Regions from separate parts of the Homo sapiens genome. Here all the other regions are linked to region 2. The links are chromatin loops, found by intact Hi-C in ENCODE. Cell type or tissue: natural killer cell. All regions are shown on one strand. Each heading gives the region's core, and the rest is flanking DNA. Links, peaks and the distances in the headings are about the cores only.

Evidence for each region. Hi-C counts contacts between places; a loop is a spot of excess contacts. Peaks named below come from ENCODE experiments on the same cell type or tissue, not always from the same donor. Only the 100,000 strongest peaks of a DNase experiment are listed, where the experiment ranks them.
Region 1: it touches region 2 in a loop (5-fold over the local background); 33 of 110 quality-filtered maps call a loop at or near these places.
Region 3: it touches region 2 in a loop (6-fold over the local background); 25 of 110 quality-filtered maps call a loop at or near these places.
Region 4: a loop joins it to region 2, with 7 times the contacts of the local background. A loop is called at or near these places in 9 of 110 quality-filtered maps.
Region 5: a loop joins it to region 2, with 5 times the contacts of the local background. A loop is called at or near these places in 35 of 110 quality-filtered maps.

The regions. Positions count from the first base shown.
Region 1 is chr6:137,793,027-137,799,227 of GRCh38, reverse strand. No RefSeq gene overlaps it. Among named protein-coding and RNA genes, the nearest start is that of LINC02539, 57 kb to the right of the region's middle. In natural killer cell, for the core only: no CTCF peak of the experiment used is centred there; a DNase peak (open chromatin) is centred at 3,517; H3K27ac peaks cover 1,004 bases.
Region 2 is chr6:137,705,020-137,711,220 of GRCh38, reverse strand. It overlaps the pseudogene PTPN11P3. Among named protein-coding and RNA genes, the nearest start is that of LINC02539, 31 kb to the left of the region's middle. RefSeq lists a silencer at 3,429-3,478. In natural killer cell, for the core only: CTCF peaks have their summits at 3,197 (motif pointing left), 5,503 and 5,702 (motif pointing left); DNase peaks (open chromatin) are centred at 2,520, 3,070, 3,440, 5,710 and 1 weaker place; H3K27ac peaks cover 3,444 bases.
Region 3 is chr6:137,808,689-137,814,889 of GRCh38, reverse strand. No RefSeq gene overlaps it. Among named protein-coding and RNA genes, the nearest start is that of TNFAIP3, 55 kb to the left of the region's middle. RefSeq lists enhancers at 3,039-3,158, 3,189-3,448. In natural killer cell, for the core only: no CTCF peak of the experiment used is centred there; DNase peaks (open chromatin) are centred at 3,299 and 3,938; H3K27ac peaks cover 1,156 bases.
Region 4 is chr6:137,821,711-137,827,911 of GRCh38, reverse strand. It overlaps WAKMAR2 (wound and keratinocyte migration associated lncRNA 2), which reads left to right. Exons shown (of 4, transcript NR_049793.1): 4 at 3,335-4,243. Among named protein-coding and RNA genes, the nearest start is that of TNFAIP3, 42 kb to the left of the region's middle. In natural killer cell, for the core only: no CTCF peak of the experiment used is centred there; DNase peaks (open chromatin) are centred at 2,661, 3,681, 3,821 and 5,507; H3K27ac peaks cover 2,388 bases.
Region 5 is chr6:137,972,816-137,979,016 of GRCh38, reverse strand. No RefSeq gene overlaps it. Among named protein-coding and RNA genes, the nearest start is that of SIMALR, 30 kb to the right of the region's middle. RefSeq lists an enhancer at 3,373-3,482. In natural killer cell, for the core only: CTCF peaks have their summits at 2,964 and 3,169 (motif pointing right); DNase peaks (open chromatin) are centred at 3,176 and 3,506; H3K4me3 peaks cover 798 bases; H3K27ac peaks cover 2,751 bases.

The DNA of each region.
Region 1 (6,201 bases), core at 461-5,460, 88 kb before region 2:
GTTGATCCTCATTATTTGTAGATTTGCCTATTTGCTAAAATTTATTTCTAACCCCCAAATCAAAACTTGTGCTTTTGTATCATTCATAGACATGCATGATGTGGTAAAAAATTTGAGTCACTCATGCACTTTTCCAGTTGAGGTCGCACCAGGTGAGGCTCTGCCTTTTTGTTTCAGCTCTCATCCTGTAAACAAAAGTCCTTCTGCCTCCTTAGTTGCCCATGTTTTCATTTTTGTGGTTTTTTCTTTGTGACTTTACTGTTTCAAATGGCTCCCCGCCATAGTGCAGAAGTGATGTTTGGTGTTCCTAAGCTGAAGAATGCTGTGATGACCTTACAGAGAAAAGACGTGTTATGGACTGAAGGTTTGTGTCCCTGCAAATTCATATGTTGAAGGTCCAGCCCAAGTTTGGCTGTATATGGAAATGGGGTCTTTAAAGAGGTTTTAAGGTTAAAAGAATGGGCCTTATCAGGTTATTGGGGGGGGGGTCATAAATTGGGCCCTGATCTGATAAAATTAGTGTCTTTATAAAAAGAGCTTTCTCTCTCTTCTGCCCACCCTGCCCATCTCCCCCCTTCAGAGGAAAAGCCATATGTGGACAAGGCAACTGTCTGAAAGCCAGGAAGAGAGCCTTTGCCAGAAACCAAACCTGTGGGCACCTTGATCTTGGAGTTTCTAGCCACCAGAAGTTTGAGAAAATAGATTTCTGCTCTTTAAGCCACAGAGTCTGTGGAATTTTATTAGCTCAGCCCGGGCAGATTGAGACAACATGTCTTAGATAAGCTACAATCACACATGAGTTATAGTGTTACTGGCCATGAGTTCAGTGCTACTGAGTCAATAATATCTATTAAGTAAGGTGTTTAAAAATAGACACACACATAAAACAAGATTATATACTGATCGATTAATGAATTAAAAATACTTACTCCCTGTTAAGAGAAGGAAAAAGTTGCAGACCGGGAGGAAATATTTGCAAGAAGATATATCTGGTAAAGAACTGTTATTCAAAATATACTGACATGGTTTGCATCTGTGTCTCCACTCAGGTCTCATGTTGAATTGTAATCCCCAATGTTGGAAGTGGGTCCTGGTGAGAGGTGATTGGACCATGGGAGTGGATTCTAATGGTTTGGCACCATCCGCCTGGTGCTGTCTCATGACAGAGTTCTCAGGAGATCTGGTTGTTTAAAAATGTGTGGCACCTCCCCCTTGTCTCTCTTCCCCCTGCTCTAGCTCTATAAGATGTGCCAGCTTCCTCTTTGCCTTCTGCCATGATTGTAAGTTTCCTGAGGCCTTCCCAGAAGCAGAAGCCTATACAGCCTGCAGAACCATGGGCCAGTTAAACCTCTTTGCTTTATAAATTACCCAATCTGAGGTATTTCTTTATAGCAGTGTGAGAATGAACTAATACATGTATAAAGAGCTCTTAAAATTCAATAAGAAAACAAATAACCTGCTGAAAAAGAAGGGCAAAAGACATGAATATAGACCTCATAAAAGAAGATATACGAATAGCAAATCAACGTATAAAAAAATGCTCCACATCATATGTCATCAGGGAATTGCAATTTAAAACAACAATGCAGGCCGGGTGCGGTGGCTCATGCTTATAATTCTAGCACTTTGGGAGGCTGAGGCAGGTGGATCACCTGGGGTCAGGAGTTTGAGACCAGTCTGGTCAACATGGTGAAACCCTATCTCTACTAAAAATACACAATTAGCCGGGTGTGGTGGTGCATGCCTGTAATCCCAGCTACTTGGGAGACTGAGGCAGGAGATTTGCTTGAACCCAGGAGGCGGAGGTTACAGTGAGCCGAGATCATGCCATTGCACTCCAGCCTGGGTGACAGAGCAAGACTCTGTCTCAAAACGAAAACAGGCATGCAGGCATCTTTCCCTCTGTCTATGTACATGCATGTATACATACCTCCAGCCTCTACCCACACATGTATAAGAATTCTTTTAAAGGGATCATACTTAGAGGGATTGTGCTACTGCACTCCAGCCTAGGCAAAAAGAGCAAAATTCCATCTCAAACAAAAAACAAAACAAAACAAAACAAAAAAACAGTGTGATACCGCTACATGCCTATTAGAATGGCCAAAGTCTGGAACACTGAAAACATCAAATGCTTGTAAGGATGTAGGGCAACAGGAACTCTCATTCATTGCTGGTGGGAATGCAAAATGGTACAGCCAGTTTGGCAGTTTTTTTTTTTACAAAACTAAACACTCTTACCATATGATCTAGCAGTCTCACTTCTTGGTACTTACCCACATGAGTTGAAAACTTATGTCCACACAAAAATCCTGCACGTGAATGTTTATAACAGCATTATTCATAATTGCCATAACTTAGAAGCACTCAAGCTATCCTTCAGTAAGTGAATAGATAAATCGTGTGTATTTGCTCAGGCCAATATAACAAAATAAAACAGACTGAGTGGCTTAAACAACAAAAATTTATTTTCTAACAGTTCTGGCAGTCAGAAGTCCAAGATCAAGGCCTCAGACGATTTCAGTTCTGGTGAGGGCTCTCTTCCTGGATTGCAGATGGCTGCCTTCTTGTTAAGTCCTCACATGGCCTTTTCTTGAGAGAGCAAGCTCTGTGGTATCTCTTCTTATAAGAACACCAGTCCCAGCTGGGTGTGGTGGCTCATGCCTGTAATCCCAGCACTCTGAAAGGCCAAGGTGGGTGTATCACCTGAGGTCAGGAGTTCGTGACCAGCCTGGCCAACATGGTGAAACCACATCTCTACAAAAAAAAATACAAAAAATTAGCTGGGCACAGTGGCGGGTGCCTGTAATCCCATCTACTCTGGAGGCTGAGGCAGGAGAATGGCTTGAACCCACTTGACGGAGGATGCAGTGAGCTGAGATCATGCCACTGCACTCCAGCCTGGGTAACAGAGTGAGACTCCATCTCAAAAAAAAAAAAAAAAGAACACCAGTCCCATCCAATGAAATCCCTATCATAAGACCTCATTTAACCTTAATTACTCCCTTAAAGGGCCTTATCACCAAATATAGTCCCATTGAGGGTTAGGGCTTGAACATATGAATTCTGGGAGGACACAATTTGATCTAAAACCCTGTGGCACACCCAGACATTAGAAAATTTGTCAACATTAAAAAGAAAGCAGCTGTGAAGCCATGAAAAGACATGGTGGAATCTTAAATGCATAGTACTAAGAGAAAGAAACCAATATGAAAAGCTCCATGCTGTATGGTTCTGATTATATGACATTCTGGAAAAGGTAAAAAGTAAACTATGGAGACAGTAAAAAGATCAGTCGTTGCCGGGGTTAGGGAGAAGTGAGGGATGAATAGGCAAAGCACAGAGAATTTTTAGGGCAATGAAAATACTCTGTATAATACAATATTATAATGGTGGATGTATGTCATTATGCACTTGCCACAACTCATAGAATGTAAAACACCAAGAATGAACCCTAACGTAAACCACGGATGTTGGGTGATTATGCGGGCTCATCAATTGCAACAAACATACCACTCTGTGAGGGATGTTGATAGTTGGGGAGGCAGTGCAGGGAAAGGGGCAGGGGCAGGTGGTAAATGGTAGTTCTCTGTATTTCCTGCTTTACTTTGCTGTGAATCTAAAATTGCTCTAAAAAATAGTCTATTTAAAAAGAAAAAAAATGCTGTGAACAGAGGCTCACAGGAACACAACTGTGTATTTCTCTTGAGAACAATAGTTTAGTATTTGTTAATTCAGTGTTTGTGGTGGAGGGAAAGAATAATTTTTTTCTTTAATCCCCATAGGTTCTGGCCCCATAACAAAAGACAGATTAGCAAGAGAAAAACAAACAAAAGTTTATTAACAGATAAATTTCATATGTACATGGGTGACACCCAGGTAATGAGTAGTTCTCAAAGGGGTGGTTTTTAATTCCAGCTCACATAGCATTTTCATCAAAGAACACTAAATTTTTAGAAAAGTGACAGGACAAAGGAAAAGGATTTTGAGTCTCTAGGGGTGGCAGTTTGGGGGAAGGCAAATTAATGGCAGATGAAGGCCAGTTAGTAAAGCCCTTAATGTAGATTCCTCTGATACCATTTTCAGGCCAATAAGGGTCCAAAGTTGTGTTCAGTGTTTACCTTTGTTCTCCCCAGTGGGGGCAGGGAGGAAGGAAGATGCCTTTTATCTTTGAAAAACTATGTCCTGCTTTTAGGTCAACAGAGAGAGGGTAGAGAGCTTTCCTGTATCCACTTCTTAACTGTTTCAGCTCAACAATTCTTCATATTTGGGGATGATGTGTTCTGGTTTCCTACAGCAGTGACCGTGATGAGTATAACTATGGAAAATAACAAAAATTTGCTGGATATACTCCTACTCTAGGCCAAAAGTCAGGAAAGGACAAATGGGACATTCATGTGGCTCTCCTGCCTCCCCCACCTTCCTCCTTTTCTTCCCACTTCTCTGGGGTCCAAAAGAAACAGTCCCCTTTCGCCACCTCACACACTGGCCTTCACTAACCCACTTCCTGTTCTTGAATTACCTTATCAGAACTCTGTGATCTGGTTGGTCAGGCAAACTTGTCTGTAAGCTAAAGAGCAGATAAAGACACAGAAACAATCTTTTGTCAAGGTATTCGGCAAGTTTATGAAGCTAATGTCATGCTGCAAAGTCCTATTATGGAATGCCGGAATGTGATTATTATCTTCTAGTTCACTGGATTCCTTCTCTAACAATCCCCTTAATCTCCCCTGTATCCCTCCTTACTTCTAGATATTCCAGGCCAATGAGGGGAAATTGATGTACTGGCCAAGCAAGAAGAGCAAAGTTCATTAATCATTTGTAACAAGTAGTCCTCATTGTCCCTGAAAGCCTCATAGAGCAGAGCTCTGTACCCTGAACGTGATAGGGGCTCAGTGAAAGACTGCACTCAGTCGGAAGCTATCAAGAACTACTACGTGGTTGCCACACCTCCAACCTACAGGTGTTGATTAGTATCTTTTTTCTTTCCTTCTTCCTCCATCGTCACACCTTAGTGATCCTGCAGCCAAATATTCCTTTACGTAAAAAACCCCCACAAATACACAATCATCATGGTGACTGACGCCTTCTCTCTCCTATTCTGAAGCTCTGCCCCTCCCAAGAGACACCGACTATCACCAAACCACACGGTTTGCAGGTTTTCATCAAATATCTTCATATCCTTTTGGAATGTAGGTGGCACTTGGGGAAATGCTCTCTAACAACTTGCAATGAGACTGCATTTGATGAGTGAAATTCAGAAAGGAGCTTGCCAGACTAGCACAGCCATAGAGAGTAACTCTATTGAATGACTACTGGTAAACTTAACAGAACATAGGAACACAGAGAAAAAAGAAATGTCAACCAGATAGGGAATTAATCAGCAGCAGACACAGATGACAAAAAGACCCATAAAAGCATGTGGCTGAAAAGAAGATACTCTGTCAGTGACTATGTATTTGGTTTGTCTGGCAAGTCTATCTATAATTTAGAAATGGGCTGGGCGCAGTGGCTCACACCTATAATCCCAGCACTTTGGGAGGCCGAGGCAGGTGGATCATGAGGTCAGGAGTTCAAGACCAGCCTGAACAACATGGTGAAACCCCGTCTTTACTAAAAATACAAAAACTAGCCGGACATGGTGGTGTGCACCTGTAGTCCCAGCTACTCAGGAGGCGGAGGCAGGAGAATCACTTGAACCCGGGAGGCAGAGGTTGCAGTGAGCCAAGATTGGGCCACTACATTCCAGTCTGGGGGACAGAGCAAGACTCCATCTCAAAAAAAAAGAAAGAAAGAAAGAAAGAAAGAAAGAAAGAAAGAAAGAAAGAAAGAAAGAAAGAAAGAAATGGACATAACAGGCCATCAGGGTCTAATGCCATTGTGCCCTCATTACCTTTCTTGGCACTCCATGCCTAACAACCAATCTAGCTGGGCGTGGTGGCTCACATCTATAATCCCAGCACTTTGGGAGGCTAAGGCAGGTGGATCACTTGAGGCCAGGAGTTTGAGACCAGCCTGGCCAACATGGCAAAATCTCGTCTCTACTGAAAATACAAAAATTAGCTGGGTGTGGTGGTGCACGCCTGAGTCCCAGCTACTTGAAAGGCTGAGGAATGAGAATCACTTGAACCCGGGAGGCGAAGGTTGCAGTGAGCCTACATCATGCCACTGCACTCCAGCCTGGGTGATGGAGTGAGACTT
Region 2 (6,201 bases), core at 855-5,854:
TTTCTCTACCACACCAGCCTTTCCTGGCAGTCACTAGGACCAGCACTGAAGTTCTTTTTTTTTTTTTTTTGAGACGGAGTCTCACACTGTCCCCCAGGCTAGAGAGCAGTGGTGCGATCTCAGCTCACTGCAAATTCTTCCTCCCGGGTTCAAGCAATTCTCCTGCCTCAGCCTCCCAAGTAGCTGGGATTACAGGCACCCACCACCATGCCCAGCTTATTTTTGTATTTTTAGTAGAGACAGGGTTTCACCATGTTGGCCAGGCTGGTCTCGAGCTCCTGACCTCAGGTGATCTGCCCACCTCGGCCTCCCAAAGTGCTGGGATTACAGGCGTGAGCCACGGTGCCCGGCCTAGCATTGAACTTTTCAGCATGGAGTCTCAGCAGGTGGAAACGGTATGAGGCTCCAGCACATGGGCGTGGCTGGTGCTTGCCAATTAACCTGCTGAGCAGCAAGATTCTATTTGGTTTTTGGGGGCAAAGGTCACTCAAGGTCAGAATAAATTTCACAAATGAGTAGCCAAATAAAGAACTCATGAATATCGAGTGTCTCACATATATTACAGTGTTATGAATCTCAGGTATCCTGGCGCTGCCCTTCCTTCCTCTTCCTGTGTGTATACGTATGACCCACTTGATCTTTCTAACCTGTCTCTCATGCTGCTAACTGATCTTCCTATACTTAAACATGAGTTTCACTTATTTCAGTTGATTTCTTCTTTAGCAGAATTGAATATTCTCAAACAATACTACCAATGCATATTATGGCCTTCTGCCATCTCACATTTTCTACTTACTTTATTATCTACCTAACTAAAGTGCCATGAACACAAGAATTTTCATTTGTTTTCTTCACCAATGTACCTAGATGTGTACTTAAAAAATAATTATTGAAAAAAATGAAAGAAATTCTGAAAACCATGAGGCTTAAATCAAATAATATTTGAATTGTACTAGAACAGGAGAGAAAATGACTTGGAGCAGGATGAGAAGGTGAAATTGAAAGCCCATGCTATGGTCCCTGCCCTGCTGATGTCAATCTCTTCCCAGGCCCATGGGTGTGGGAGTGCTTAGATGCTCATTCTGAAATTCTGGAGATCACCCATTCTTCTGGAATTGCTCACTTTTCTTTCTATGCTCTCCAAGTAGCTGTTCTTTGGCCCACTTGACTCACAGTCAAACTAGTTTCAATCTTGTACTCCTGAAACATTTGTTTAATGAATGAATATCCTGTTACAGGTTGCCCCAGGACTTCAGAGCCCTGATGAGGACTGATACTTAAATGACATCAGATATTAACCCCAATGAGTTTGTGCTTCCTTCAATCTGCAGGGCTTCATTCAACCTGAAGTTGCCCCCTGGAGGGCCCTGAGCACATCCAGGCCTAAGCCTTCGCGTTAGTCTGCTCAGGCTGCTGTAACAAAAGATCGTAGCCTGGGTGGCTTAAACAACAGAAATCTATTTCTCACAGTTCTGGAGGCTGGGAAGTCAAAAATCAAGGTGCTGGCTAATTCGGTTCCCTGGTGAAGGCTGTCTTTCTGGCTTGCACACATTTGTCGTCTTGCAACATGGTCACATGCCTTTCTTTGGTGCACGTTCACACAGAGAGAGAGAGAAAGAGAGGGAGAGAGAGAGAGACCTCTTCCTTCCATAATAAGGTCATAAGGCCACCAGTCATACAGGATTAGGGCCCCACCCTTATGCCCTCGTTTAACCTTAACTACCTCCTAAAGACCTGTCTCCAAATATAGTCACATTGGGAGCTAGGACTTCAATATATGAATTTTGAAGGGATAAAATTCAGTCCATAGAAGACCTAATTTCTTCTTCCCGCACAATGTCACTTTCCTTTTTTAATGTTATTATTAACTTTTAAAAAATGTATACATCTCCTGTAAAATCCACATTTTAATCCTTTGTTATTCCTGGCTTGCTTCACTCATTGATTCTACCTACCCAGCCCCTTTAGACATTAAAGTTTTTATCCGATGCCCATTGATTTAACCAGGGACTATATTTTCCAAACTGAAACTCAGGACATACAACATTATCACTATGAATATGCTTATGGAAGAGTAGAACAAAAAGCCAGAAATTGGGATTGTCTTGGAATAGTATGGATATGCAGAAAATGATGATAAATAACCGAATTCTCCATATTTGTATGACAGTGATTGAGAAGAGTATTAATGTAGCTTGATGCTTGGTGCCACTCAAACCCACCAAAAGTTCTATTTGCCCATTTAGATGTTTTGATGGTGAGGAGCTTGTTGGTGTTGGGCTGTGGAAGATACAAAGGTTGAAGACAGATGCTGTTCTCCATGATAGAGCTTTGCAAGTTTTCTTTGGCCCATGATGTAAAGCAAGAAATTTTACTTTACAACCCTGCAGACTGTGATGCATTCTGATCTGTTCTATTCTATTCTATTCTTTCTACAATGGGTGTTATAGCCTACATAATTGGTTTTCAAAACATGACTCTATTGCTATGTGCATTGGAAAAAACACAGTTCTTGTGGGCTGGGTCCAATAGGTTTTGGTTTCCTTTCTGTTAAAAAATATTTTGATTAGCATGAAGGTCTTTTTGTTTGTTTATTTTTGTGTTTTAATACATGTAGGTACTAGACTAGTATCTAGAAATAATTTCATGCTCTTAGAAACGTATCTGCTGGAACTTTTCTATTCACAGATCAGAGATTTTTGGAACTGGAAGGAACTGCAGGGGTCAAGTCAGAATACATGGCTCAGGAGTCTTTATGTTGAAGCTCCAGTGTTTGGATGCAGTGATCTTAAAAACGCAATTCACAAAAATTGTTCTCTTTGTTTTTTGACTCTTCTAACAGAACTCATCTTCAATTTAGTTTGCTAATTGCCTGTGTGCCATGATCTTGTTCTCCTTTGCAGAGCTCACAGGATGGGTTTTTGTTTTGTTTTGTTTTGTTTTGTTTTTAGTTTCCTTGCTGTTTTTCCAGGTCACAGCACCGCAGTCGATTGGTGATTGTGGTTTGAGGTCACCTACAGAAGGCGGGGCGGGGAACCCAAAGATTTTATTGCACACCTCAAATTGCTCTCTGATGACACCAAGAGCGTCAAAGTCCTGAGGCCGAGTTGTCAGTGAACATTCGCCAGGAAAAGCAGGGGTGAAGCTGCTTATGGGCGAAGATGAATCCCGTGCTGCCATCTATTGGTAATGTCATGAAACAGCAATTTTTAATACCACCTGATTTTTAAAAAATTTGTTTTGGGGGGAACTATAGTTCACTGTTACCTGTTCTCCAAATTTATATTTCCCAAGAAGTCTTGATTTCAAGTGAAGGAATCTGTGGATGGGAATGACCCATCTTTAACCCTAATGAACTTTGTCTGTAAAGTGAACCAAGGGGACAGGGGAATTCCCACACCGTCTCATTACTGCCCAAGCCGACACACTTCCCTTTGAGGATGGTTTGAGGGAAGGAGGGACTGTCTGCTTGTCAGAGGGATTTCAAAGAACACACTGTTCTCATCCTTCAGATCTTGCCGATTGCTTCATGGGCTGCCCGAGATTACCATATGTTTTTTGCAAAGGGTGACTTCAAAACAAAACAGAATAGACCCTCTCTGTTTTGAAGCCTGTTGATTCTAAATGCTACACCATTGCAAATAGTTCTCTGGGTTTATTTATTAGCAAGGGAAGCCAGACATCAAGGACCAACCACTTCCATTTTAAAAAGATCCCTGTTCATTAAAAATAAAAATAAAGTAGCCTGGAGTGCAGCGGGGTGATCATGACTCATTGCAGCCTTGACTTCCTGGGTTCAAGTGATCCTCCCGCCTCAGCCTCCACTCCCGGTTAGTTTTTTGTATTTTTTGTAGAAACAAAGTCTCGCTTTTTTGCCCAGGCTGGCCTCGAACTCCTGGACTCAAGCGATCCTCCTGCCGCAGCCTCCCAAAGTGTTGGGATTACAGGCGTGAGCCACTGCACCCAGCCTACTATCTTTATCTTATAGAAAGAAAAGAAAGGAGGAAACTGAGGCTTGGAGACAATGGTTTCACCCAAATATCAGTGGTGTGGAGGCAGAAAAACCTATTGTCGACAAGAGGAGTTGATGGCAGTTTTTTGGCAAGGCCTAGTAAAAGTACCCCTGGAGACTTCACATGTTCCATTAGAAGAAATAGAGCTGTCACCCACATCAAGATTCAGAACACTGGTGATTACTAGGACCCGTTTGGGGGGAAAAGTTTGCCACTTCGGCTGAGTTGGTCCAGTATTACATGGAACATCACAGGCAATTAAAAGAGAAGAATGGAGATGTTGTTGAGCTTAAATATCCTCTGAACTGTGCGGATCCTGCCTCTGAAAGATGGTTTCACGGACACCTCTTTGGGAAAGAAGCAGAGAAATTAACTGAAAAAGGAAAACATGGTAGCTTTCTTATACGAGAGAGCCAGAGCCACCCTGGAGATTTTGTTCTCTCTGTGCGCACCAGTGATGACAAAAAAGAGAGCAATGACAGCAAGTGTAAAGTGACCCATGTCATGATTCGCTGTCAGGAACTGAAATACGACGTTGGTGGAGGAAAACGGTTTGATTCTTTGACGGATCTCGTGGAACATTACAAGAAGAATCCTATGCTGGAAACATTGGGTACAGTACTACGACTCAAGCAGCCCCTTAACATGACTCGTATAAATGCTGCTGAAATAGAAAGCAGAGTTTGAGAACTAAGCAAATTAGCTGAGACCACAGACAAAGTCCAACAAGGCTTTTGGGAAGAATTTGAGACACTACAACCACAGGAGTGCAAACTTCTCTACAGCCGAAAAGAGGGTCAAAGGCAAGAAAACAAAAACAAAAATAGATATAAAAACATCCTGCCCTTTGATCATACCAGGGTTGTCCTACACGATGATGATCCCAATGAGCCTATTTCAGATTACATCAGTGCAAACACCATCATGCCTGAATTTGAAACCAAGTGCAACAATTCAAAACCCAAAAAGAGTTGCATTGCCACACAAGGCTGCCTGCAAAACATGGTGAATGACTTTTGCTGGATGGTGTTCCAAGAAAACTCCCAAGTGATTGTCATGACAATGAAAGAAATGGAGAGAGGAAAGAGTAAATGTGTCAAATACTGGTCTGAAGAGGATGCTCTACAAGAATATGGGGTCATGTGTGTTAGGAACATCAAAGGAAGTGCTGTTCATGACTATATGCTAAGAGAACTTAAGTTTTCAAAGGTTGGACAAGCTGTACTCCAGGGGAATATGGCGAGAACGGTCTGGCAATACCACTTTCGGACCTGACCAGACCACGGAGTGCCCAGTGACCCCGGGGGCATGCTGGACTTCCTGGAGGAGGTGCACCATAAGCAGGAGAGCATCATGGATGCAGGGCTGGTCGTGGTCCACTGCAGTGCTGGAATTGGCCATACAGGGAGGTTCATTGTGATTAATAGTCTTATTGACATCATCAGAGAGAAAGGTATTAACTGCAACATTGACCTTCTCAAAACCATCCACACAGTGCAGTCTCAGAGGTCAGGGATGGCCCAGACAGAAGCACAGTACCGATTTATCTATATGGCAGTCCAGCATTATATTGAAACACTACAGCACAAGATTGAAGAAGAGCAGAAAAGCAAGAGGAAAGGGCACGAATATAAAAATATTAAGTATTCTCTAGCAGACCAGACAAGTGGAGCCCAGAGCCCCCTCCCGCCTTGCACTGCAGCGCCACCCTGTGCAGAAATGAGAGAAGACAATGCTGGAGTCTGTGAAAACGTGGACCTGATACAACAGAAAAGTTTCACATGAGAAAACCTGGAAAACTTCAGCACAGAAAGTCCACAGATGTGGACTTTCACCCTCTCCCTAGAAAGATGAAGAACAGACACAAGAAAGTTTATGTGAAGACAGAATTTGGATTTGGAAGGCTTGCATTTTTGTTGACTACATTTTGATAAGCAAAATTTGAAACCATTTAAAGACCACTGTGTTGTCTCTTTCAGTGGCTGGCTGGCAGGGTAGCTAGACCTCTCACATACCAAGAGCTTGAAAGCAGAAGTGGCCAGGCCTCCTGAAGACTTAAGTCCAGAATTGTCGCAGCATCCCTTTTACTGCCCTCTGTTGATTATGATAACGATGAGGATTTTTTCTAATCAGAAGAGAGCTGGAGTATGCCCTCTACTTACTACACAAGTTACAAGCCCGGCTCAGA
Region 3 (6,201 bases), core at 498-5,497, 100 kb before region 2:
CAAATGGGATCTAATTAAACTAAAGAGCTTCTGCAAGCAAAAGAAACTACCATCAGAGTGAACAGGCAACTTACAGAATGGGAGAAAATTTTTGCAATCTACTCATCTGACAAAGGGCTAATATCCAGAATCTACAATGAACTCCAATAAATTTACAAGAAAAAAACAAACAACCCCATCAAAAAGTGGGTGAAGGATATGAACAGACACTTCTCAAAAGAAGACATTTATGCAGCCAAAAGGCACATGAAAAAATGCTCATCATCAGTGGCCATCAGAGAAATGCAAATCAAAACCACAATGAGATACCATCTCACACCAGTTAGAATGGTGATCATTAAAAAGGCAGGAAACAACAGGTGCTGGAGAGGATGTGGAGAAATAGGAATAATTTTACACTGTTGGTGGGACTGTAAACTAGTTCAATCATTGTGGAAGTCAGTGTGGCGATTCCTCAGGGATCTAGAACTAGAAATACCATTTGACCCAGCCATCCCATTACTGGGTATATACCCAAAGGATTATAAATCATGCTGCTATAAAGACACATGCACACATATGTTTATTGCGGCACTATTCACAATAGCAAAGACTTGGAACCAACCCAAATGTCCAACAATGATAGACTGGATTAAGAAAATGTGGCACATGTACACCATGGAATACTATGCAGCCATAAAAAAGGATGAGTTCGTGTCCTTTGTAGGGACTTGGATGAAGCTGGAAACCATCATTCTTAGCAAACTATCGCAAGGACAAAAAACCAAACACTGCATGTTCTCACTCATAGGTGGGAATTGAACAATGAGAACACATGGACACAAGAAGGGGAACATCACACACCAGGGCCTGTTGTGGGGTTGGGGGAGGGGGGAAGGATAGCATTTGGACATATACCTAATGTTAAATGATGAGTTAATGGGTGCAGCACACCAACATGGCACATGTATACATATGCAACTAACCTGCACGTGGTGCACATGTACCCTAAATCTTAAAGTATATAAAAAAAGAAATGATTCTCTACCTAGAAGCGAGCCAGAGAGAAGAAGTATTAAAAGCAAATGAGCAAATGCAGCTGAAAATGAACATGTACTTCATGGGAATTGGATGGAATTAAGCCAACGTGGATGAAATACACTTCATATCGTGAAAGGATAGATCTAAAAGTGGTGTGTTTGCCATGAGCAGTCCACATAGATATTTCATCTCAAACAGTGTCTTGATATTTAGAGATGAGCATTCTCAGTACTTAATGGAGGGCACTATACCAGGGTTGGCACTAACCCAGCCCATAACTTTTGAGCCATAGTCCCTGTAACTGTGTCATCAGCTGGTTTCATAAGAGAACATGCCTAAACCTGCTCAATCCTTGGCTGGGGATGCTTTCAGGAAAATCCAGGGTGCTGTTGAAGTTTTGTAGGTGACTCAGGTAGTGGAATTCTGCTTTTGAGTCAAGACAGAATTTTAGCTTTGCCTGGTTGGGGGTTTAGTCACTGGAACTAGCCCTCTAAGGTCATATTGAAGAAGGCAGAAAAATTGTCTACAGAATATGTTACCTTAAAAGGTGATTTCTTCTTAATTGAAAGATTCACAAGATTTTTCCTTATGATTCCACATTGATTTTAGTTGAAGATGTTATTACTCACCTCCTTTCTAGGAATAATAGGTTCAGCCTTAGAGAATGACCATCATATTTCCATAGTAATCCAGAAACAACTACGATGTCCAAACCCTATGACAGGGTCTTCCTAAATGAAAGCCAATGGAGAATCTTGGAGCAATTCATTCTAAATAATTGGTGAAGCTTTTCCTTAATAAAAATGCAGAGCTTTCCAATTTAATTCAATAGTACTAGATTCCCACTCTACATTACTGAGATTTTTAAACTGTTATAAAATGAACATTTGAAGAGCACCCATATATCACTAGGCCTTATGAGAAGAAAAAAAAAACCTGAAATCTTCTATTTAAAGAAGACATGTAAACATACCTACAAGTGCAGATCCAATTTCTCCAAAACAGGATGCCAAGAATAACTTCATTGAATGTTGTAAAGATACAACCCTAATCAATGCATATCCTTTTTTATTTGGGGCTTAAAAGTGCTGATCTAAAATGTTAATGGATACATTTATTTCTCCAACACAAATCCATAATATCACCAATCCAGAAAGATTGGCATAAAGAAGTTGGCTATACACATGCTAGTTATTATTCAGCTAATAGATGTCTGTGTCCTGTTTAGAATCCCCAAATGATCTGTAAATTATTACATTGAGTTTAGATTATTATTTCTATGTTTAGCCAACTTTTTATCCAAATACTGATTACTTTATTAGCATATTAAGTGGAAGTGTGTTAAGCCTGCTTGGGCCAAATAGTGAAACCCTGTCCCAAAAAAGAAAAAATAAATAATAACTAAAAACAGGCTAGGCATGGCGGCTCATGCCTATTATCCCAGCACTTTGGGAGGCTGAGGTGGGAGGATTGCTTGAGTCCAGAATTTCAAGGCTGCAGTGAGCTATGATCATGCCACTGCATGCCAGCCTGGGCAACAGAGCAAGACCCTGTCTCTAAAAAGAAATAATAATAATAAAAACAAACAAACCTAAAAACATCAGATGAGACAGGCTAGTGTTACTGTTCCTTTATCTTCTTTTAATGAGAATGAATTTAAGCCCCCACGTAGCAAAATAATATACAAGATATTTGCAGAAGGCAAAAGTGCCCTCCAGACTCCTCTAACTTTCTAGACGTTGTTTATTCTTGAGCCTCCAACTTCCCCATTATTTTGCTCCAATGACTTCCCCAATCCACAAAGTTTCCTTATTTGTATTTTAAACCCATCCTCTCTACCCTCATAGCTCCTTTCCTGTAATTTTGAAATTCCTTTTCAACTCTACTTGCATCATTTGGATTCCAGAGTACGCACTTGGTCACAACCGTTTGCCTTACAGAAGACATCCCCGAAATGTGGCTGAAAGGAAGAAGACCCTTGACGAAAGGGGTTGCCCGGATAAATGATTCATTGCCTAAAAGGATAGACTTTTTAAAATGTCATTTTTATTTTGGAATGTAGGAAACTGGTTTCCCTGTCTCTTGAAGCATCATCACAGAGGCATAAACTGAGGAGCAAAGCTTATAACTGAGAGGTTTTAAATGAACAGGGTAGGGGAAACAAACAATATCCCACCAGGAGAGAGGTCTGATAGCTCAAGTCTGTCCTTTCCTCTCCTGGTCGCCTCACACGCAGAGGCAGCCTCACTGAACGTGCTGTGCAGCAACGACGTGACTCACGGTCAGCTAACAGAGCAGGAAGTCACCTGACGACAGATGGGAAAGTCCAGAGTAGACTGAACGTACTTTTTAAGAAAAGGAAATAAAGAAGGCAATTTGTAGGGCTGTGTCACAAGGTTAGAAACCCCAATTATATTTGATAGTTCTGTGCAAGGCACTAGCCTGGGAATGCATTAATCTGTATATCAAGTAATTACTACCATATTTGGAAGCTAAGTAAGTAGGTCTCAGTCATTAAATAAAGAGCAGCATTCTTGATTGGAAGGATGAAATTATGCAATAATCACTGGCTTTGGTTAAATAATAAATTAATTTCTGGGGTCTTGGCAGGGACGGTCACATGCCGAATTGTGAAGCAGAACATTGGCTTTGTCAGTGTGGTTGTCCGCTTTGGGGAGTTCTTCCCTTTTCCCAGAGGTTTAGGGAGAGAAATTGAAGTGTTTTAGTTAATCAATAAAACCAGAAATATATGAGAACTTGTGTGCCAAGTCTGCAAGGGAGTATGGGGCAAATGGACAGGAAAAGATCCTTGAGGAGCTCTATCTAGTTGGGGGCAACAAGATGTAAGCATTTGGAAAGGTAAGTAAGAGTTTAAGAGTTGTTTCAAGGAAGAACATGATGGATTACAAAATAGCAATGTCAAGAGGATGTGTTGTGGGCATTCAGAGAAAGGGGAGTTTAGTGTGGGCAAGGTAGATAAGGGAAGTTTTTGGGCAAACAGTGGATCTAGAGCTATGCTACACTTTTAAAGCAGAAAGAATCTATAGATAAGTAGCAAAGTCCAAATCAGTTATCCTAGGAATGGCAGCAGGCAAGCAGATATTTGAATGGGCTGGTGGTGCAGGTCCACAAGTCTAAAGATCTGGGTTAATCTTTGTTGAGAAAGACTGTTGAACAAAGGTGCCTCTATTTCCTCATCTGCAAAATGGGTGCAAAATACGTCCAACCTGCCATCCAGGTTAAATAATTCTGTGAATCTCAGTGTAAACTATAACTCACGTAATAACCTTAAGCTATTGTTAATGGTAACGTACGTACGATGATTTTAGGAATATAATTTTGCGTATACAGATACTGCTTGACTTTAAGGACTAAAATGGTAATTTAAACAGCCATATATAGGTTATGAGGAAGAGTTCGAGGTAGGGGTGCTAACTGTAAATATCAAATTGCAACATGCAGGTGACCAATGAGCACTTGCATCAGCTTGCTCTGGGGTCTTGCTAGAAGCAGGATGAGGACATTTGTTTTTAAAATATTCTAACTAATAAAGGTATTTTCCTTTCTTTTCTCTTTCTTTCTTCCTTTCTTTCTTTCTTTCTTTCTTTTCTTTTCTTTCTTTCTTTTCTTTCTTTCTTTCTTTTCTTTCTTTCTTTCTTTTCTTTCTTTCTGTCTTTCTTTCTTCTTTCTCTCCTTCCTTCCTTCCTTCCTCCCTCCCTTTCTCTCTCTCTCTCCCTCTTTCTCTCTTTCCTTCTTTCTTTCTTTTTTTTTTTTGGAGTCTCACCTGTCTCCCAGGCTGGAGCACAATGGCGCGATCTCAGCTCACTGCAACCTCTGCCTCCTGGGTTCAAGAGATTCTCCTGCCTCAGCCTCCTGAGTAGCTGGGATTACAGGCACGCGCCACCAAGCCCAGCTAATTTTTTTGCATCTTTAGTAGAGACAGGGTTTCACCATGTTGGCCAGGCTGCAGGTATAATCTTTCTAAGGATCTTTTTGTTTTCTCTGGCTGTGAAGATTGTTTGCTCTCAGTGTCCTATATGAACATTACATGTTTAATCTGAACTTACGGAGCTTGCACATTGCATGGTATACAGTAAGAGCCTAGTATTGAATGGGGAGCCCATAATAAAGAGCACATATATTGAATGGGGACGTTTTCTAGATTTAAGACACAATCTGGTAATCATTGCTTTTAATTTGGGGAGTGGGAAGCATTTTTTTCTCTTAACATATTGATAGGAAACTAATTGATGTATTTGTAGTGGGGTCAAAATTCACACATATGAATCACATGTGCATAAATAAAAAATAAAGAAGTGCATCTTTATTTTCCTTCACTGAGCTCATCTTGCCCGGAGCCCCTGTTTTCATTGACAGCAGTGTCTTGACAATTTCCATTCTTGACAATTTTCTTGACAATTTCCAGTCTTTCTGGGCTAAAATAGTTCTTTGGGGGTAAATATTCAGTCCATTGAAAGTTGAAACCCTCTTCCAGGGCAGTTTCTCCCCTCCCAAGAGTTCCTCTCTTCCTCCTTCTATTCCTAGGTGAGAGAATTGTGGGCTGGCAGAGAGAGGAGGGGCTCTGACCTTGTGTTGCCCTCTGCAGACTCATGGCTTCTCCTGAGGAGCCTGCTCTCTGAGCTCTGCTGTACGCAGAGGAGTGATTAGCCCCATGCACCTCAGGTGCTGAGCTGGAGTTCCTGGCTGATGTCAGGGGCCTGCTTACACTGTACGTGTAGGCCTGGACTCTGCACCCTGTCCCCATCTACTCGGACGGTCCTACTTGCACCTACATCCTCCCTCCTGCCCCCACCCCATCCTCCTGTTGCTGTCTTATTTCTATATTGCAGCACGTGAGACCGTGGGAGTTGCCCCAGGCTGGTTCTCCAGTTCTAGATGACTGGAAGTCTGTGAAAGACTGGCTGTTTTCCTGGCTTACACTGTGCTCACAGATTACCCCCAGACCTCTCTGACTGCCCTATGATGGCCCTTCCCCATCTTCCTCCCTCTCATTCGGCTCCTTTCCACAGCCCAGGAAGGCTGCCGTGGGGCTGTCGTGGGGGAACCCTTCTGTGGCCAGTGCTGTCCATACCTACCCCTTGATCGGCCCCCAGCATTCAGCTCCTCAGACCACACAAGTGTCTTTTTAAATCTTTTTTTTTTTTTTTTCTGAGTAAAGCA
Region 4 (6,201 bases), core at 803-5,802, 120 kb before region 2:
AAAAACAACTCCCTAACATTGGCAAGCGATTGATAGTGTGCACCCTTGATGATATGATATAATGAGAATGGCACTTTGCCTCTGTGGTCTCCCTCCCATTAAATGCATTAACTCAGTCTAATCATGAGTAAAACATCAGACAAAACCCAATGGAAGGACATTCTACAACATACCTGACCAGTAATCCTCAAAACTATCAAGGTCAGCAAAGCCAAGGAAAGTCTAAGAAACTGCCACAGCTAAGAGGAGCCTAAGGAGACATGACTACTAAATACAATGTGGTATCCTGCATGGAATCCTGGAATAGAAAAAGCACATTAGGGGCAGGGCACGGTGACTCACACCTGTAATCCCAGCACTTTAGGAGGCTGAGGCAAGCAGATCACTTGAGGTAAGGAGTTTGAAACCAGCCTGGCCAAGATGGTGAAACCCCATCTCTGCTAAAAATACGAAAATTAGCTGGGTGTATTGGCGGGCGCCTGTGATCCCAGCTACTTGGGAGGCTGAGGCAGAAGAATCACTTAAACCCAGGAGGTGGAGGCTGCAGTGAGCCGAGATCGTGCCACTGCACTCCAGCCTGGGCAACAGAGTGAGACTCCATCTCAAAAAAGAAAAAGGAAAAAAGACATTAGGGAAAAGCTGAGGAAATAATGTATCAATACTGATTCATTGGTCATGACAAAGGTACCATATTAATGTAATATGTTAACAATAGGGGAAACTCAGTATTAGGTAGGGAGCGCTCTGTACCATTACTGCACTAATTACATTACTGCACTAATTACATTAATTCTGTAATTTTAAAACCATTCTAAGATAAGCAGTTTATTTGAAAAAAAAAAAAAAAAAAAAAAAAAAAAAAGAACTTCCTGACTGCTGAAATACAGACCGTTCCTGATTGTGGTTATGGAGGAGGTGTCTTCAAAAGCATCAAGGAAAAAATATCAAATAATTGTATTTGTTTGACTGAAGACTTATCTGGATACAGGAGGTGAGTTACATAACATACCTTTATCTCTTTTTCTATGTGCTTGTGTGACTCAGATGATTGTGTGACTTTGAAATAATTTTTAAGGGCTATACTTTATATATACATATAGCATATAGATATTATACATAATACAAATATAATATACATATGTATATCAGCATACTTACAGCTGGTATGAAAGATAAGGTAGCTAGCTGATGCCTCTCAGTTTATTAGGATGCAGCCATGCAGTGGGAATACAATTTTAATTAGAAAAGGTACCTGCTGTAATGACTTAATATTCTTGGTAGAAATTTTCAACCTTTTGATTAGGCCTATCTGGAAACCATCACAATGGTGGTCTTTCTTTCTCTCTCTTCTTTTGTTTTGCAGTTCCAAGAGAACCTGCTTCAGGTGGTCTAAATGAAATAGAGTCCAAGTCCCATGCTTACGTAATATTTAGCTGCTGGTTTATAGTTATGGATGACCTTATTTCATTGGCTTCAAGAGTGCATTTCATAAAATTCCTCACTTATTGATTCAGGTTTTTTTGTTTTGTTTTGTTTTGTTTTGTTTTGTTTTTGAGACGAAGTCTTGCTCTGTCGCCCAGGCTGGGGTGCAGTGGCACAATCTCGGCTCACTGCAAGCTCCGCCTCCCGGGTTCACGCCATTCTCCTGCCTCAGCCTCCCGAGTAGCTGGGACTACAGGCACCTGCCACCATGCGGGGCTAATTTTTTGTATTTTTAGTAGAGACCGGGTTTCACCATGTTAGCCAGGATGGTCTCAATCTCCTGTCCTTGTGATCCGCCCGCCTTGGGCTCCCAAAGTGCTGGGATTACAGGCATGAGCCACCGTGCCTGGCCTGATTCAAGTTTGAATATATCCGTGGAGCACTGTGTGCTCACGGCAGATGAGGGTAGAGGTGAGAAGACCCAACAACTCTTTGGATATCCACGTGTTAACCAGCCAGGCATTTACATTGTTTCCCTAACTTGGCTTCAGTTCCCCTCAGCCTTTTGAGTGTTGGTCGCTGATCGTGGTTATGGAGGAGGTGTCTTCAAAAGCATCAAGGAAAAAATATCAAATATTTTGATATTTGATATCAAATATCAAAATTTGCCATGGTGCCCAGCATGGTTCAAGATCATAAGTGTCAAGCACATCAGGTAAGGAAGATAATAATAATTCAAGGGCAAATGAATTGCCCCATGGACAGTGAATTACAGTATGCTACAATGGATTTGTTTGGACCATTTATCTTTTCTTTTGAATTGACTTAACTGTACATTTGTAGGAGATAAGCAGGAAATCAGAAGCACTCCTAGGGATTGGCACTGGTCTAAATGACAGCCCTAAGGAGGAGCTTAGATACCAGATTCATCCTCCATCCAGGCAGAAGCTCCCCAGGGATAAAACTGCAAGGTTAAATGTGAAACTCAAAATTTGAAGCAAAAGCCTCTCCTCTTCTGCACTTCTTTTCTTCCTAAGTTGAGCAGTAATACTAGAAACAGAGTCAATTGAACCTGAATAGCTCCTCTGGGGTACCAGGCATCATTCTAAGGAACTCGTTTCATCCTCACAGAGGCACAGATGGGGTATGTAACTTGCCAAAGCTCACACTGCTTGGAGTAGAGTCAGGATTCTAATCTGGCTTGTCTGGCTCCAGAGCCCACGTTCTAAACCATTAGGCTCATTCTGCCTCTCTTGGAGAAGACACAAGAAGTCCCAGTCTTGGCTAGCCTGGCTAGTTCCAGAGACCTCCATAGCTAAACAAGGTGTAGAAATAGAATGTCCCGTCACTTAGCTATACTTCTATCCTTCCCACCTTCTACACAACTACCATTACCATTGCCACCAGCAACTGGTAAATATTGATGGAGCTTCTTTTCTTTGCCAGGCACCATAGATACAAAAACTAAAAAAAAAAAAAAAGAGACTGTAATCTTGACCTCAGGAACTACAGAGGAGATAGACATCCAAGCAAATATGCCAACAAAATCCCAAGTGGGGTCTAGTAAGGGCCAAAAAAAAAAAAAAAAAAAAAAAAAAAAAAGAGCTGGTGTAGCCAGATGGGCAGGGACTCACCTTGCTTCAGGGACAAATTTGCAGTGGTGATGAATTCCTTTCATTCTTAGCTTTCCTCCTATTACTTCCCTGATTTATTTTACTTACAAATGACACGTCTAAATGGCAGAGACCTGAAGTTCTCTTGATGGGGTGCTGAGATGTTCAGAAGGGAGGTATCCTGTTTAACCAACAGATCATTTATAGATAAAGAGAGGCTCTAACTTAGCATACAGTTCATCTATTTCCTTCCCCCAAGAAAGAAGGGATATTTACATCTCCTCTATTCCTTCTTCCAGGGCAAGAATCTTCTGTTCCATATGCAACATCTTCTGGCAGCCTTGTCCTTTTTCTGTCCTTGACGACTACAATAACAAACAGCTGTTGCCGAGGCATTGCTGTTGACGTGTTACCTTTGAAACCTCCCTCCTGTTATGGAATAAGCCTCTTCCAGATCATGGCTCATTATCATCTAGTCTGACAAGCAGCCTTGTTGCCACGGAGACCCAAAGGGATCAGGCGTGGCATTTGCCTGCATCATCACCCCCTCCAGGGGAACTATAAGGACTCTTCTGTGCGTCATGCGTGGCTGTCCTGGGACTGGCTGCCACCAGACTTTTCCTGCGGGTAAAACCTAAACAAATGATCAGCTGCAGATAATATCAAGACCTCTGTTTGATATGTTAATAGTGACAGCCAGATTTCCACAATTAACAACGAGGTGGGAAGAAAACACTGTAGTCACCAGACTTGGGAGGAGAGGGTTTGTATTCACATAAACACAACCTCACGTCACTGCTTGCCACCACAAAGGGCTCTGTTCACTGTTTTGTTCTCAAAGATCATCCTTGCGCTCATCCTCTGATCTTGAATTTCTACATAACTTTCTCAGTTTATATGCCCTGTGGCAAGTGCAGCAAGCACTGTTTCCTGTTTCTAAACTTGTAGAAAATCATCCATACATCTTACAGTTGTCAGTTTTAACCAGATAACAGTGGCACTTTGTTGCTGCTTTTTTATCTTTAGCTTAGGTTAACAGGACCCTGGAAGTAAAGTTGTTGATTTATTCAATAGAGTATTCTCAATTAATTTGGCTAGATTTCTACATGATTCAAAATCTAAAAAAGTAGAAATGCATGCTTACATGTCTAAGGCCTGAAAAATTGGTAGTGACATCCCAAAATAAATGAAGGTTTTAAAACAATAAATGATCTCTTTTTTTTTTTTTGCTTCTGTGCTTGGGGAGAAGCAATGAAGGAAACAACAATGTTGCTTTAAGGAGTGAGGACCCCAAAAATAAGAATATATAATTATGACAGATAGGGCATAGGGCGTTGTTCAGAATTGATGGGGCTGGTGCACACACAAACATTTTAATAGTTCTAATACTTTGTGTACACTCTTGCGATGAAGTGATGACTTCATTAATTGATTGAATAATATTTATGCAATGCTACTATGTGCTAGCTATAGAACTAAGCTTAGTCTCTTAAGATCTTAACATTCTGAAACTATTAAAATGTATAATCACCATTTGTAAAAGTAAATATACTAATCTAATAATTTGGAATGTACATTACAGTAAAAAAAAAGCAGGGGAACATCCTGTAAAATGTCACTCAGAGATAACCACCACTTACAGAGTGAAGTATATTCCTGCTTTTTGCGGATAGTGTGTGCGTATATATGTTTAAGCAAAGCTAACAATATACTATTTTTATAATTGGCATTTACTTTTTCTTTTGCTTAACTTTATATCATAACCTCTTTCCCACATCATTACAAACTCTTCATAAATAATCTTACAAATGGTTATGTAATATTTATCTTATTTGTAACACATACTATCTTCTTTTTTTCATCAACACACTGCATGGATAACAGATTTATTTTTTAAGTCAAAAATCTTTCTTGGCTACACTAACCAATGTTTTTGGTTTTTGTTTTGTTTTGTTTTGTTTTGAGACAGAGTCTCACTCTGTCTCCCAGGCTGGAGTGCAGTGGTGTGACCTCGGCTCACTGCAACCTCCGCCTCCTGGGTTGAAGCGATTCTTCTGCCTCAGCCTCGCAAGTAGCTGGGATTACAGGCATGTGTCACCATGCCTGGCTAATTTTTGTATTTTTAGTAGAGATGGGGTTTCACCATGTTGATCAGGCTGGTCTCAAACTCCTGACCTCAAGTGATCCACCCTCCACGGCCTCCCAGAGTGCTGGGATTATAGGTGTGAACCACCACGCCTGGCCACTAACCAATGTTCCTTAGAAAAGTTAACCTCATTTGTGTTTGGGGATGTCACTCCCGTTCTCTTGGAGATACAAGTGCACACACACCACAACCCTTGGAGCCTGACAGGCCCAGACCATAGATGTGTGTCCAACACGATGACCTTTCCTCATTCCCTTGTGGGTCCTCCTGATGGGCCAGGTCTTCATGTTTTTACTGATGAATTCAAGACCCAGCACTTCGGATTCAGTGTCCCTCAACACTGCCACATAGCCATCCTCCCATGTGCTTCCTGGTGGTGGGTCACTCCCTAACACCATTATGAGCACCTAATATGTGTCAAACACTGATCTAGAACAGAAACCAAACACAAGACAAATAAAATTCTTTTTTTTTTTTTTTTGAGAGAGAGTCTCGCTCTGTCACCCAGGCTGGAGTGCAGTGGTGCAATCTTGGCTCACTACTACAACCTCCGCCTGCCAGGCTCAAGAAATCCTCTCACATCAGCCTCCCAAGTAGCTGGGACCACAGATGTGCACCACCATGTCCAACTAAATTTTTGTACTTTTGGTAGAGATGGGATTTCACCACATTGGCCAGGCTGGTCTCGAACTCCTGGCCTAGGGTGATCCTCGGCCTCCCAAAGTGCTGGGATTACAGGTGTGAGCCACCACACCCATCTGCAAGGCAGATATAATTCTTACCCTTGCAGAACTTACAGTCTTGGAGGAGATAAGCATTTAATCAAGTAATTATGACATTTGCTACAAGAGTTCATAGCAGAGGGGACTTAACCAGCGTAGGTGACATTTAAACTAAAAATGTGAAAAACCTGTGAAATTAATCAGAAGAAGAGGAGGAAAGCAACTCCACTGTGTTTCCTGCTAGGTCTCATCTTCCCAACAGATGCTTGGACTCTCTTCATCGCCACTTTGAAATATG
Region 5 (6,201 bases), core at 467-5,466, 270 kb before region 2:
ACTGCCCTCCAGCCTGGGCCACAGAGCGAGACTTCATCTCAGAAAAAAAAAAAAAAGAAAGATTAACACTGGCGTGCCTCAAAAATGACTTCCCTTAAATGTATGGTGCATGATAAATGCAACACAGCGGGTAAAAGATTAATGTGCGGAATACAGCCTACGGCTTTTGATGACTGTGACTCACCTTTGTACCAGTTGCCCAGACTGGTGGCTACTAGTCCTCGGTTTTAGAGGAGAAAAATGAGTGAAGAATAAGTGACATGTTCCTGCACATTTATCAGATGCCTCGGACCACTGTCCAGGTGGCCCTGAACAGGAACAGTCATGCTCTCAGATGAACCTGGCCCTTTTTAGTCAGCATGCCATTCATATAGCAAACTTGGCATCCACCAACTCTTCTTTTATGGGAAGAAGGTTTTGAAAGGTATATTAGTTGTTCCCACCCAGGTGTGAACCACAGTGACTCCCTCATCAGCCCTGCACCTGTCAGAGAACTTCATACAGCTTTTCTGCTTCTTACTCAGCCCAGGGCCTCTTTTCAAGCACATACCTCTAGGCTCTTTCGTTCTTCCTTTACAGCAGGCTCCGGTGACTCAGTCCTCCTTATCTTTACTGTCCCTTGAGGGCCAGGTCCCCTCCTTCCCCACGTTCCCTCCCTTCCTAGTCATCTCAGAAGATAAGTCATTAGGTCCTTTTGATTTTAAAGGAATTATTGCTTATCACAAATATGTAAGACAAGTAACAAATATAATACAGATAACAAAAATTAGCATAGTACAGAGTTTCTAGAATCCTAACAAAAGTTTGTATAATTTTGGTCCAGCTTATGGTTTGTGCTTCTGCCTGTGATGGGGAATGGAAAATTCTGCTTTTAGCCAATTCCCAAGACCAAATTCAATAGCAAAAATCAGATAGTCTCCCACTCCCCGCAATGTCTCCTAAGAGCCCCTCATTCCATCTGTGAGGTCTGACACACACTCCCTGGAGATCAAGATTGGTATCTAAAAACATCTGTTGCTCTCCCCAGTCCAAGATGAGGATATTTTGGTCCAGAGAAGTAAGAAGTTTCCTCATCTTTGGACTGCGGAGAGTAACAAATGTTTTAGAATGGCTGTGAACTCTGGGAATAACAACATTAGTTTTCTTTCTCTTTCCTTTCTCTGGAGCATATCAAAACCACTCTGTAATGGTCACCCTAAAACGACACAATCATAGAATCGAACTGTTTAGGGTTTCTAAACAAAGAGTGCCACAGAACTCAGAGTTAAAAAGCCAAGCAAGCCGGGCGCGGTGGCTCACACCTGTAATCCTCCCAGCACTTTGGGAGGGTGGATCGCCTGAGGTCAAGAATTTGAGACCAGCCTGGCCAACATGGGTGAAACCCCATCTCTACTAAAAATACAAAAATTAGCTGGGCTTGGTGGTGGGCGCCTGTAATCCCAGCTACTTGGGAGGCTGAGGCAGGGGAATCGTTTGAACCAAGGCGGCAGAGGTTGCAGTGAGCCTGCATTCCAGTCTGGCAACAGAGTGAGACTCTGTCTCAAACAAACAAACAAACAAACAAACAAAAAGAAAGCAAGCAGAGGGAAACAGCAGGTGATTCAGGCTAATGAAAGCACTGAGAACCAGACTTGCACCCAATTCCCCAACCCTTATTCACTTCAACATGTGCGCCAAAGGAAACACCCGTCCCACCCCTCCTTATACCACAGAGAGTGCTCAGAGTTGGTTGTTGGAATAACTGGACTTTAATTCCACGTCTGCCATTAGACCAGCTAAGGGACCCTCAGCAAGTGCCCCAGGCTGGGTCTGGTGCTTACCTGGAACCTGGGGCAGTGAGCCAATTGTCTTCCTCATGCTAATATTCTATTCTCTCACGTTTGCTCAAAGCTATGTGTAGAGGTAGGTTAAGTCAATGCATTAACTATGTAGCAAACACAATGTCCATAACGTCTACCTTCTCGTAACAGGGAAAATAGAGATTGCTTTAAATAACCAAATATAGATGGGGCAAAAGGGGCTGGGGAGGCAGACAGGGATTCAGGGCCAGGGTAGAGGTTTTGGACTTTAATCTGAGGACAAGGGAGGCTCTTGAAGGACTTAAAGACAGTAACGTGGTCAGATCTGTATTTTAAAGAGATCTTCTGGCTGCAGTGTGGAGACTATGTTGTGTATGTCTGTGTGTGTGTATGTGCATATGTTTGTGTCTGTGTGTGTAGGGAGGCAGGATGGGAAAGGAGGCTTCTAAACTAGGCCAGAGATGTTGGTCACTTGGACTAGGGTTACAGCAATGAGGCTGGGATGAAGGGGACAGGAAGGAGGAGATTAAGAGGCAAAGTTAAAGGGACTTAGTGCTGGATTGTGGGGTGGGTGGGGGGTAGTTTCAGGGAGGCCACCTAGAGTTTTGCTTTGAGGAGCTGGGTGGTGGTAATGCCATTTCCTGACATAGGGTGTGTGTGTGAGTGTGAGTGCACACTTGTGAGTGTGGTGATATGTGGGGGCTGGTAATGAGAAAGTGGATGAATGAATTCCATCTTGGACCTGCTGGGTTTGAGGTCTAGCATCATTTGAGGAATCCAGATGGTTGAGAACTTTTATTAAATATCAACTGTGCATTTTGTGAGGATACACACCCCCGCTACAAGAATGGAATAGACATTTGCTTTGTTTATTGAGCAAATACTATTTTGATCTTTAAAAATAATCACCCTAACTTTTTTGTGTTGTGTTCTGTCTTTCCCAAAGTATTTGACTTTTGGCTACTCATGTAGGTTGACATCAACGCCACGACTGACCTGGGCAGTTCCCTCATGTTAATATAGCAGATCTTGAATCTGCACCAGCGACTTGAGAGAAAATCACTCTAAACACTCAAAACCACAGAAGTTCCTTCTCAGGACCTCAAACATGCCATAGGCCTACGTACCAAATTTGTTCTATACTTGGATTTTTCTATACTCAGTTTGGAAATAAAGTATGCCTCCTTCCTGGGAGAAATCACAGCCTTCAGGGAAAAGAGAAATATAGCTTTGGGCCTTGGGATTTAAATCACAATGTTAGATGGCATCCACTCTTGGTCGACTGAGGCTCCAACTGCATGGTTGTGTATTTTCAGGTATTTAAGTGATTTTTGAACGCTGCATTTCTTTGACTAGCTGAATATTTAAATTTGCCACAGGATGGCAGCATGATGTTATAAAAGAGAAGAGAAAAAAAACCTTTTAAAGCCCAGGTATTAATGAATAGAGGCCTGGAAAGCAAACATAACTGAGAATTTTTCTTCTTGTTCCTACAACTGTAAAGAAAGGAAGGAATAAAGTATGAGAGAAAGCAATGAAGTAAAAGATGAAAAAAGGGCTGGAGAAATTGAGGGAGGGAAAGCAATTTAAAAAGAAAGTAAAAGCAAAAAGAAAAACACTTCACCTCCAACTAGATCATATTTAACTAAAGAAAAGAACCAAGCTGCTGATGTAGGAAGTTTCCGAGGGAGGAAACCAGTGCTATAACCACATTTATTCACAGCCTCGATGTGTGAGTGCAAGACAGACATTTGACCTTCTTATGAAAGCAGTTGTCTCTTTGGGAAACTATGAGAATGAATTTACATTTACAAAGTTTTCTAGTCCCTTTAAGTAAGTCTTACATTAGCATAATTCCCAGCTTGCATTCAAAACTGATTTTTTTCAATATCCTTCAAAGAGGTCATTAATGTTGGTTTCCATGTTTACATTGTGTAGGGAAATAAGTGAAATTACTCAAGAAGGGAATAAACGGTATTCAGACACACATTGACAGCAATGGCTTCCTGTGATGGAAACGAGAAGGCTGCCTCCAGTTCAGCGCTTCCAGAAGTCTGCAAGCTGGGAAGAGATCTTCCAGAGCTGGCGGCTTGACTCTGCACTGACCAGCCACCACTTACGTGGGCTATTCTTCAGGTCCGTCACCAACTTGCTCTCTCCTCAGTCTAATTAATTTGACTTAGCAGGGAGTTCTGGGATGGGAGAGATCTTAGGAATGGTGATCGGTTTTTCAGCCTTGGCGATAATGACATCTTGGGCCAAATAATTCTTTTTTTAGGGGGCAGGGAGCTGTTCTTCTTATGGTAGGATATTTAGCAGAATCCCTGGCCTCTCTCTATCCGCTCAGTGCTAGTAACGTCCTTCAGTTGTGACATCCAAAAATGTGTCCAGACATTGCTGAATGTCCTCTGGGGAGCAAACTCCCCTCTTCCTCCATTTGAGAACCAGTGTTTTAGATAAACTCTAATTACAAGAATGAAGGAAATTCTGAAAGTTTTCTCTGTCTTACTGTCCTGTTTATGGGCAAAATTGTTATTGAATCATCAGAGATATGTGTGCTCTTCAAATCTATGTTGGAGATTTCCAAACATTAAATCCAGGCATAAAATGCCCTTATTGTAGCAAAGACAACGTTCTCTTATATGAATCAGAAAACAACATATGCTTATTATAAATATTCTGTTGGGCAAAAACTTACACAAAGCATCACAGGGGATGAAAAGCAGTAAGAATTTTTACAGAAATAAAAACAATTACGTTGTTAATTGCCAGGTACTTTTCTTATTCATCAAGATGTCCATGTTCTATTCATTTCATTTAAAGTTTGCAACATCTCTATGGAGAAATATTATTTGCATTTTATAGAGAAAAAAACTGAGGCTGAGAGAAGTTTAATCACTAACTCAATGTTACATTAATAGATAGCAAAACCAGATTAAAACCCAATCTTTCTAACACCAACAACTGTATGTGCTCTAGTACTGGCCACTAACCCTTGAAAATCTTACAATCTAGTTGGGGAAACAATACACGTACATAGGAAAGTTGTCCAATGTCATAAGGCAATAGATGATTTAATCCAAAAGCCATAAAAATTGTTAAGATGCATTGCTGTAGATAAGAGTGGTCTGAGAAATTATGAGGATATGATGGGTCTTGATCTGTATGTATTTAAAGAACCGAGGATTGGAGAGATGGGATGAGATGGGTTCTGTGGCATAAAGCGGCAATCTTCAATGGAACACTGGCCGCACAAGGGTGCTGCCGGAATAGGGTTTTATTATTAACTGCATGTTTGTTCCCCCCAAAATTTATATTTGAAACCGTAGCCCTAATGTAATGGTATTGGGAGAGGGAGCATTTGCGAAGTAATTATGTCAGGAGGTTGGAGCCTTCATTATGGGATTAGTGTTCTTATAAGAAGAGCTAGCACCATCCTCCACCCCCTGCTCCAACTCTTTGCCATATGAGGATACAATGAGAAGACCGCCATCTGCAAACCAGGATGCAGGCCGTCACCTGACACCAGATCCTCCAGCATATTGATCTTGGACTTCCCACCCTCTAGAACTGCAATAAATAAATGTTTGTTTTGAAGCCACCAGTCTGCAATCATTTGTTATAGAAGCCTGAACTGACTAATCAGATAAAGATGGCTACAAGGAGAGGAAGACCTATGTTGAGAAAGGAGAGTGATGCAGGCTAAAAAAGGAAGCTGACAACAGAGGGCAGGGGCCTTGAATACAACCCAGCGGTCATCAATTGGAAGGCCAAAATAATGTATTTTGTTTGGCTCAAGTTTTAAAAATTGGAAAGTTTGCGGGGGGAAGAATTTGGATTTCTGAACATTCTTGAACAAAAAGATGTGGCAACATCAGGCCTACATTCCTGAGTCTCGACTCTTGGCTGAAGCCAAGGAGGAGTTATTCTCATGAACGGGGTCTGGATTTTCCAGTTCACCAGTATCCACATCATGCCCTATTCTTTTACCCTCTTCTTTCTTCTCTTAATTATTTGCTTAGCCCCTCTAAGCAGTGGAATTTGCAATCTTCAGTTTAGAAAATAATGTTTATTAGAAATTAATCTGATAACACCAATTAAAAATCTATTTTTTATAAGTCTGCTAGAAATGAGAGACAAGAAACATTAAACATTTTTACCATATGTCCAAAGATGGTTATTAGGGTTTCCTTTTATTCCTGTCTTTTGTACTGAAATTACCCATGGTTTGTTCCACCTTTCCTGGGGCTATGCAGTGTAAACTTTTCATCACTGTTGTTGCTTGGCGTTGGAGTTGATGTTGATTTTCCCATCTTCATAAACTGTGAGCACCTCATCACTATGTCATTTCCTTCACTCAGGGCTGGTGTGTGACACCACCACAACAAATATTTTTGAGCGC